2 separate regions of the Homo sapiens genome follow, and region 2 is linked to region 1. The links are chromatin contacts, found by Hi-C in ENCODE. All regions are on one chromosome and are shown on one strand. The core of a region is the stretch at or near the end of the contact, and the rest is flanking DNA. Distances in the headings are between cores, read along the strand shown.

Evidence for each region. A loop is a pair of places that touch in the nucleus more often than their neighbours do. Pooled maps may share reads with other maps.
Region 2: a loop to region 1 is called in a pooled map, with 12 times the contacts of the local background. The contact joins the enhancer-like site here to the promoter of ARL5B in region 1. A Hi-C loop is called at or near these places in 4 of 50 pooled maps.

The regions. Positions count from the first base shown.
Region 1 is chr10:18,657,345-18,662,081 of GRCh38, reverse strand. ARL5B (ARF like GTPase 5B) reads right to left here and starts at 2,651. Exons shown (of 6, transcript NM_178815.5): 1 at 2,399-2,651. The coding sequence starts at 2,444. It also overlaps a transcript of NSUN6 not described here. RefSeq lists a silencer at 2,483-2,562 and enhancers at 2,873-3,002, 3,703-3,822.
Region 2 is chr10:24,884,766-24,889,502 of GRCh38, reverse strand. All of the region lies in intron 3 of PRTFDC1 (phosphoribosyl transferase domain containing 1), which reads left to right. Among named protein-coding and RNA genes, the nearest start is that of PRTFDC1, 65 kb to the left of the region's middle. RefSeq lists an enhancer at 1,665-1,874. Within about 2 kb of position 2,047, at least 7 of the 41 ENCODE cell types and tissues checked have a DNase peak (open chromatin) inside an H3K27ac peak, as active enhancers do.

The sequences.
Region 1 (4,737 bases), core at 1,402-3,901:
GTTAATTTTGTTGATGCAGAAAACAAAAATATAGGCTAAGATACATCTGTGGATTAAACCCTTCAGTGAGTCCCATTCCTTGCTCTAGAGAGTTTAATGTCTTAGTCAACACTGGAGGCCCTCTGTGATAAGGTTCTCCTGGTTGTCTTTCCAATCTCATCTCCTCTTCACTCCTCGCAAGCAAACTAACACACAGCCAAGCTCAACTATTTTCAGCTTCCCTAAAAGTACCAAACTAGCTCATTCCTCTCCCTTTTGCATATTAGCTCTTCTGCCTAGAATAACACGTCCCTTCTATTCGGTCTGTCTAGCATGCCACCCAAATTCCTACTCATCATTACATTACGTCCAAGTATACCTTGTGCTGCAGCCAACGTTATATTTTTACACATATCTGTTAAATAATTTACCACACTGCATTTTTTTTCATGTTTGTCTCGTTTATTGATGTTTGAATACTTTGCCAAGAAGTAAGGTATCTTTATTCTTTAATTTTGTATCTCCTATGCTAAACTCTGAAGACTGGCCTATGGCTGTATGAATGAATAAGAATAAAATAACAGAATAATCACTGGTTCTAAATTTTCCAACAGGAAAGTTAGAGGAAGAGAAAAATTCTAAGTAGAAATGGAGATTCAGGAGGCCTGAACAATTATGCGAGTATAAAAGTAGCCACTGGATGTCTTTCATCACCATCTACATTTTCCCCTTACATCTTTTATTACCTCTAGTCTGAGTAAGGACACCTCCAACGAAAAAAGACAAGACAGCAGCCATGTAACAGAAAAGGGAGAAAGGAAAACGGGAAAGGATATAAAGGGAAAACCAACTACTTCGGTAACGTTTCGATTCTCCAGCTCAGGGGAAAGAGAAAACTGGTGATTTTTGTATTAATCTTTATACCTTTAAGCATGTCTTAAAATGCTGTTTTACCGCTGGGCGCGGTGGCTCACACCTGTAATTCCAGCACTTTGGGAGGCCGAGGTGGGTAGATCACCTGAAGTCAGAAGGTCGAGACCAGCCTGCCCAACATGGCGAAACCCTGTCTCTACTAAAGATACAAAAATAGGCCGGGCGTGGTGGCGGGTGCCTGTAAATACCAGTTACTCGGGAGGCTGAGGAACAAGAATCGCTTGAACCCAGGATGCAGAGGTTGCAGTGAGCTGAGATTGCGCCACTGCACTGAAGCCTGGGCGACAGAGAAAGACTCTGCCTCAAAAAATAAATAAATAAAAATAATATTTTAAATGTATGGATAATACCCACAAAGTGTGAAGCTCTGCTCACTTTGAAATCATTTGATAAGTAATATTATCTGTGGTTACTGGATACAGGCATATACATATATATACACATGTGTGTGCCTGTATCTATATTTATAACCTTGAAAAAGACTGCTTTAGTGTTCTTATCAATCTACAGAACAAGTCAACTAAAGCCATTCCATTACCTCCACAACTTCTTAAATCCAGAAAAAGATTAGATACCTACATTAGCAGTAACAAATTGGTACCAACATAAAAGGAAATAAAACTGGCTTATTAACGATGCCCGGCTCTTAAATGTAAAATGAAACGAGTTGATTTTCAAAACTGGTTTCAATTACTAAGAAACCATTCTGTTCAAAGGACGCCTCAAACTTTAACTTATCGTCGGCCCCTTTTTTGGTCTGGGTGTTTTCTCTCTTCAGAAGACATCACATCTCATTCTGATTCAGAACAGGTTTTGCAACTTCTCGGCCCTTTGGACCTGCCACTTCCAGGTGTCTCATTACCTGTTACAGACTAATTACGGACACGTAACGTCTTACACAAAACCGAAAAGCATTTAGTTTCTGAACTAAATGCTTTAAAAAAAAAAGTTTACAATGAAGATGCTGGAAAACTCGTGCATCTGAATAGGACAACTCATTCCCAAGTCCTAGAGGAAAGGAGGCGAAATCAGAGTGAAAGTGCACTGGCTTACGGCTCAAACTGCAGGGCGGGAAAACAAAGCACCTACATTACTCAAAAAAAAAAAAGTTCTAGGTTTCTGGGCGGACACTTATCCTGGGGATACACATAGACACAAGCACGCTTCAATAAAGACGAGAAAGGCCCTCCATACGCCTCCTGGCATCATTAGCTGTATCCCGCTTTACTTCGCCAATATCCAAACATTCTCAGTTTGGATTCTGGGACGCCAAATACCTTCTCTTCTGCCTCCCTATTTCTCCCACACGTCAGGTCTCTCCTGTACGTCCTCCAGGTCTAAAACACTGAGTTTCTGCCCGCCCCCTGGCCTAAGTCCCTTCCTCCTCCGCGTCTCCGAACGCTCTGTCCCCTGTCTCCGGTGTCCCCATCGGCGGCGGGACCCTCTGCCTCGGATTCGAGCCGCCGCGCAGCTCCATTCTTCTCACCTTGGTTACAGAAGAGGCTCCACAGTTTGGCGAAGATCAGCCCCATCACGAGCACCGGGGCGGGCCGCGGGGTCCCTCGGCAGCAGGTGCCGCTGCGCCGGGTCCCCCACCGCGGCGCGGGCTGCGCGGAGCCGAGGAGAACCCGCCTGAGATCGCGCAGCGAGGGCACTGCTAGGCCGAGAAGCCTCGACCCGACCACTCAGAAGGCGCCGCGACGAATCCCCACCGGACAGCCCTTTGTTTCGAGCCCACTGAGCCCAACGCCGACCCGTAGTCCCCTCGGTCTGTACCCACCTACCTACCACAGCCTCTCCACAGCCCCAAGCCCCGCCTCCACCCCGCCTCCCCTCCGGATCCCAGGACCACCCATCGCCGGAAGCTAGGCGCGTGACGACGGCGCACTTACGGCAACCCACGCCTTCGACGTGGCGTTTTCTTCGGTTTCACTTCCGGTAGGAGAGTCCCAAACGGCCAGCGGCTGGGAATTTGCGGTATCGCGGGGGGGTGGGAAATTTCCCTTGGTGCGTGCTCCTTCTGATGTCAGCCTTCAAAACGTTTGTGGGACTCCCCTTTGATTTGAGTCTCTGCTGCTAGCAGCTGCTTCCCTGACCTCTAAAACCAGGAAAGACCATAGGTTCTCTAAGTGAGCAGCCGCCGTTTGCTGCTCTTAGAAAACTCACAGAAGTGAAGAGTGTTTCTTTCCTGACTTATTCCTGTTCCCCTAGGCAGGCGTGCTAGGGGTTAGGAGTTCTGCCGTGATTCTTCTTCATTCATTTATTAATCTATTCATTCACGTATTCATTCATTGGCTTATGCATTTATGTACTCATTGATTGATTGATCGATTGCAGACGAGGTCGGGCTGTGTTGCCCAGGGGGACTCAATTTCCTGGGCTCAAGCGATCTTCCTGCCTCGACTTCCCAAAGTGGTGGGATTGCAGGCTCAGCCACCGCGCCCGGCCCCTGTCGTGATTCTTAGTTCTGAAAAGAATTGATTGGGAGACGAGCCATGGAAGGCCTGGAGCCACAGAGTTCAGTTATGTGATTAATAATAACACATAATAATAACACATAGCACCCCTCTCCATTTTGCCAAGCATTAGGTATGTTCGTGGATCCCAGATCGAAGTCCACGCATAAGCCAATTCGCTGTGTAATTGTTTTCAATTCCACTTTCCATGGTTAGGTTCTAGCATTGAAAAGAAAAGCTTCACAGCCTGGCATGAAACGAAACTGAATGTCCTTGAAACCAGTTGACGGAGGAGCAAGCTTAAAATTTTTTTAGACTCTGACTTCAGTCAGATGGTTGGATTTTAACCTTGGCAACGTGGCCTTTTAACATGCCAAACTCTTGAGTTAACCTGTACAAGGAGAATGTATGACTTACGTCCTCCCAGTGCTATGGTTTAAAGACCCTTTAAGACTTAGATGCAGGATAATATGCTCCAACGTTACAACATTAAAGGCAAGTTTCAACCTCCTATGTAGAGGAAAAAGAATGTACTGACCCTATGCAAACTTAACTTTCATGACTATCAGTTGGACCATAAATGTGAATAATTTTGTGTTTGTGTAAGTAATGGCTTAAAAGGACATTTTTAGTCCTAGCTTCATTATCACAAAACAAACTTTAGATTCCGTAACAGCTTCTTCAATTGTTAGACATGGATGTAAACCACATTCTGCTTTTTTTTTTTTTTTCTGGCTTTCGGATTTCTAAGAAACCATTTCTGAAAAGAACAAAGCATTTTTGTATGAAGATGCAGACATTTGGCTGGGCGCTGGGGCTCATGCTTGTAATCCCAGCACTTTGGGAGGCTGAGGCGGGTGGATCACGAAGTCAAGAGATGGAGACCATCCTGGCCAACATGGTGAAACCCTGTCTCTACTAAAAATACAAAAATTAGCCGGGTGTGGTGGCACGCGCCTGTAATCCTAGCTACTCAGGAGGCTGAGGCAGGAGAATTGCTTGAACCTGGGAGGCAGAGGTTGCAGGGAGCAGAGATCACACCAGGGCACTTCAGCCTGGCGACAGAGTGAGACTCCGTCTAAAAAAATAAAAATAAAAATAAAATAAAGAAAATGCAGAGATTTGAAGCAAAAAAAACTATAGATTTCTTAAACATTTTTATGATATTTTAGAGACAGTAAGTTTGAATTATACTTCTACTTTTAACTAAGTGGAATGAATGTATTTATTTGAACATGGCTCTTGATATTTTTATTGGTTTTGTTTCTTTGAAATTTCAGAAAACTTTAGTGTTGAAGTTTTCAGTTCGTTAAAATTTACTTTTAACTTACTTTTAACACCTTTCTTATGAACAATTTACCTGACAATG
Region 2 (4,737 bases), core at 798-3,297, 6.2 Mb before region 1:
CTTACATTTTTCCTAGCATTTGCATATATCAGTAATTTGTTGGCTCCTTATGTAACTTTGAGAAGTGGGTAAGGTGCTGTCTTAGTCCGTATGGGCTGCTGTAACAAAATACCATAGACTGGGTGGCTTATAAACAACAGAAATTTCTTTCTCATGGTTCTAGAGTCTGGGAATTCCCAGATCAAGGCGCTGGCAGATTCAGTGTGTGGTGAGGGCCCACTTGCAGACGAGATCGGGCGTGTTCTAGGTGGTATGGCCATAGACGAGGTCCCACTTTCATGTCCATAGATGGTGCCTTCTTGCTGTGTCCTCACTTGGTGGAAGGGGCAAGCAAGCTCTTTGGGGTCTCTTTTCTAAAGGCACTAATCCTAATTCACAAGGGCTCAGCCTTCATGACCTAATCACCCCCCAAAGTCCCCACCTCCTAGTATCATGGTGATTCGATTTCAACATCTGAATTTGGGGCAGGGTCGGGGAGGGGGGTAACAAACATTCAGACCATAACAGGCAGGTGGTAGCAGCATTTCCATTTTCCAGATGAAGTAAATGAGAAATCAAATGAGTTTGCCACAGTTTCCCAGAAAGTAACTGGTTAAGTCAATTATTCCAGCTGATCATAATAATTTCTTTTTCCACATTGCATCTGGAAACCATTGCCTGCTTTTAAGTTTTGCTGTGTTGAGTTATGTAGAGATACCACCACATTATTGATGTATATTATATATTATGTTACTTTATGGCTTACCAAGACCTAAGGGTACATTGATACCTTTTCTTTCTAAGCCCTATCTGACTTTGGTCAGTGATTTGTATAGAAAATGTGAACCCAGTAAATAACATTCTAGTGTTTTTCTGTAAACACTAACAAATTTTAGCTACATGAATGACAGCTACTCATAGAATTAAAAGGCAGCAAAGCTTGGGAGAGTGGAAAACGTATTGGAATAAAAGCTAAGACACTCGGTGCCAGGTCTGGTTTTGTCCTTAATTCACTCCCATGTCCGCTCCCTTCCCTTTTACAGATAATACAAGAGGCAAATTCAATCCAATAGACATTTTATCAAGGGCCTATTGGGTAAAGCACTTTACATATGACATTTAAATTAAACCTCACAACAACCCAAACGGGTAGGTGTCACTGAACTCATTTTCTAGAAGAGAAGACTAGCATCAGGGAGCTTAAGACAGGGGCAGGGCAGGGTCTGAGCCACTCTTTGAGTCCTACACCATGTTCCTTTCTATGTCCAAGGCCCTGTTCAGTACTAAGGAATCTTTAAGGAGATAGGTGTAAAGTCCCTATCCTCGAGCTGCTTTCAAAACAGCAGAAGTGGGCCTGGTGCAGAGGCTCATGCCTGTAATCCCAGCATTTTGGGAGGCCAAGGCATGAGGACCACTTGAGCCCAGAAGTTTGTGACCAACCTGGATGACACAGCAAGACCCTGTCTCTATAGAGATACAAAAATTAGTCATTCCCAGTAACTCAGGAGGCTGAAGCAGGAGGATTGCTTGAGCCCGAGAGTTTGAGACCAGCCTAAGCAATATAGTGAGACCCTGTCTCTACAAAAACTACAAAAATTTAAAATTTAAAAACACAGAAGTGAACAGATGCATATGCAGTGAACAAGGGGTAGCTAATATAACAAGGAAGTAACCAGTGCTGCCTGAACGGGTGCTACATGCAAAGGAAGTGGGTTGGCTGGAGAGATCACTTCTGGCCTACAGTTGTGGTGGGGTGAGGTTCAGGTGATAGTTTATAATGAAAGTGGAACTTAATTTGGATATCTAAGCATGATTATGATTTTGACAGGCAGAGATGTGACAGAGAGCCATGCTGGATAGAGGGTATATTAGTCCGTTCTCATTCTGCTATAAGGACACACCGAGACTGGGTAATTCATAAAGGAAAGAGGTTTGACTCACAGTTCTGCAGGGCTGGGGAGGCCTCAGGAAACTTGCAGTCATGGCAGAAGGGGAAGCGAACACATCCTTCTTCACATGGTGGCAGCAAGGAGAAGTGCAGAGCGAAGGGAGAGGGGGGAAGCCCTTATAAAACCATCAGATCTCGTGAGAACTCACTATGATGAGAACAACATGGAGGTTGTTCTCCATGATAATTGAATCACCATGATTCTCCACCAGGTCCCTCCCATGACACGTGGGGATTATGAGAACTACAGTTTAAGATGAGATTTGAGTGGGGACATGGCCAAACCCTATTAGAAGGAGTATTAACGGCCGGGCGCGGTGGCTCACGCCTGTAATCCCAGCACTTTGGGAGGCCGAGGCGGGTGGATCATGAGGTCAGGAGATCGAGACCATCCTGGCTAACAAGGTGAAACCCCGTCTCTACTAAAAATACAAAAAATTAGCCGGGCGCGGTGGCGGGCGCCTGTAGTCCCAGCTACTCGGGAGGCTGAGGCAGGAGAATGGCGTGAACCCGGGAAGCGGAGCTTGCAGTGAGCCGAGATTGCGCCACTGCAGTCCGCAGTCCGACCTGGGCGACAGAGCGAGACTCCGTCTCAAAAAAAAAAAAAAAAAAAAAAAAAGAAGGAGTATTAACAAGATACAAAGATGTAAAATACAAAGATGGTAAAATGCAGGATACGCACTAGATTTAGCCCACAAGTTGATGTGTGTGGAACATAGACCCTGGCTACTCAAAGGGTGGCCTGTGGACCTGCAGCACCCCCATCACCTGGGAGCTGGTTAGAAATGTGTAAAAAATTAGCTGGGCATGGTGGCACGCACCTGCAATCCCAGTTACTCTGGAGACTGAGGCAGGAGGATCTCTTGAGCCCAGGAATTCGAAGCTGCAGTGAGCTATGATAGCACCGTTGCACTCCAGCTTGGGCAACATAATGAGACCCCGAATGTAAGGGGGTAAAAAAAGAAAGAAACACAGACTCTTAGGCCCCACCCCACACATACAGAATCACAATCTGCACAAGTGATCCATGCACAGTGGAACACACTAGAGTGCAGGTCACACTGAAAGGCAGATTGTGATCAGGCCAATACGGAAGCTGCCGAACCTGTTGGTCAGGTGGAGGCTTTGGAGCAAGATGGGGTCGTATGTGAAATCTCCAGCCTGGCTCCAGCAACATCACTTCCCAGCTGTGGGAACTTGGGCAAAGTTACTTAACCAGGTTACTTAAATTGGGGTGATAACAGTACCTGTTCCTTGTCTCATAATATTTAAAATAGACTTCATTTTTTCAGAGTAGTTTTAGCTTCACAGCAAAGCTGTCTGGGAGGTACAGGATTTCTCATATAGCCCCACATAGACTCCCCGCTTATCAACATCCCCTGCCAGAGTTGAACATTTGTTACAATAAAACCTACATTAACACATCATTATCACCCAAAGTTCGTAGTTTGCATTAGGGTTCACTCTTGGTGATGTATATTCTATGAGTTTAGATCTGTATGATGATATCAATCCACTGGAGTAGTATCATACAAGATAGTTTCACTGCCCTGAAAATCCTGTGTTTTTCCTCTTTCTCCCTGCCTCCCACCTAACCCCTGTTGACCACTGATCTTTTTACTGTCTCCACAGTTTTGCCTTTTCTAGAACGTCATTTAGTTGGAATCTTACAGTGTGTGGCCTTTCAGAATGGCTTCTTTCACTTAGTAATATGCATTTAAGTTTTCTTCATGTCTTTTTATGGCTTGATAGCTCTTATTTGCACTGAATAGTAATACGTTGCATAGATGCATCATAGCTCATTCATCCATTCACCTACTGAAGGACCTCTGGGTTGTTTCCATAGTTTAGCAATTACAAATAAAGCTGCTGGCCAGGTGCGGTGGCTCATGCCTGTAATCCCAGCACTTGGGAAGCCGAGGCAGGCAGATCACTTGAGGTCAGGAGTTTGAGACCAGCTTGGCCAATGTGGTGAAACCTCATCTCTACCAAAAGTAAAAAAATTAGCCTGGCATGATGGCGCACATCTGTAATCCCAGCTATTCAGGAGGCTGAGGCAGGAGAATCACTTGAACCTGGGAGGCGGAGGTTGCTGTGAGCCAAGGTCATGCCACTGCACTCCATCCTGGGCAACAGAGCAAGACTCTGCCTCAAAATAAATCAAGCTGCTAGAAACATCTAGGTAACTTTTTGCAGACATAAGTTTTCAACTCATTTGGATAAATATTAAGGAGTGTGATTGCTGGATCCTGCCTCATAGGACTGTGTTAGGATTCATGTAAGTAATGTGCTTACTAATGTGCCAGGCACTTGGTAAATTTAAATGCTCAGTAAATGATTCTGAGAGTCAGGCTTGCCCCTAACATTTATGGGTCCCAGGACGAGAATACAAAGGCAGATCCACATACCCTTTGCTGAAATAGTTAAGGTTTTGAAACTTGATAGCTTTGTTCATGGCCAAGCTCAGGTTTTCACTTGACCTGGAGATTGACTAAAGGAGCCAGGCTCATCCCTCCAGGCTGCAAGCCCAGGCAGACATGGTATCTGCTGGGCAAGGCTGGGCATGAGTTGAAGACAGGGCCCCCAGGTGGGGACAGGACCCTCCTGCACCCTGGATGGGACTGATCCAGGAAGCTCTTAATAGCACTGAGAGTCCTGGGTCCTTCTCCTCCATGTCCCTCTTTTCCAACTCAGATGCCTCCAAGACTATACCTTCTGAGCCAGGGGCTGAAGGGAGCATCATTATCTGGGGAGGCCGTCCTGCTGAGACCCCTACCCTGGTTGATTTAGGATGGCCAATATCCCTTTCT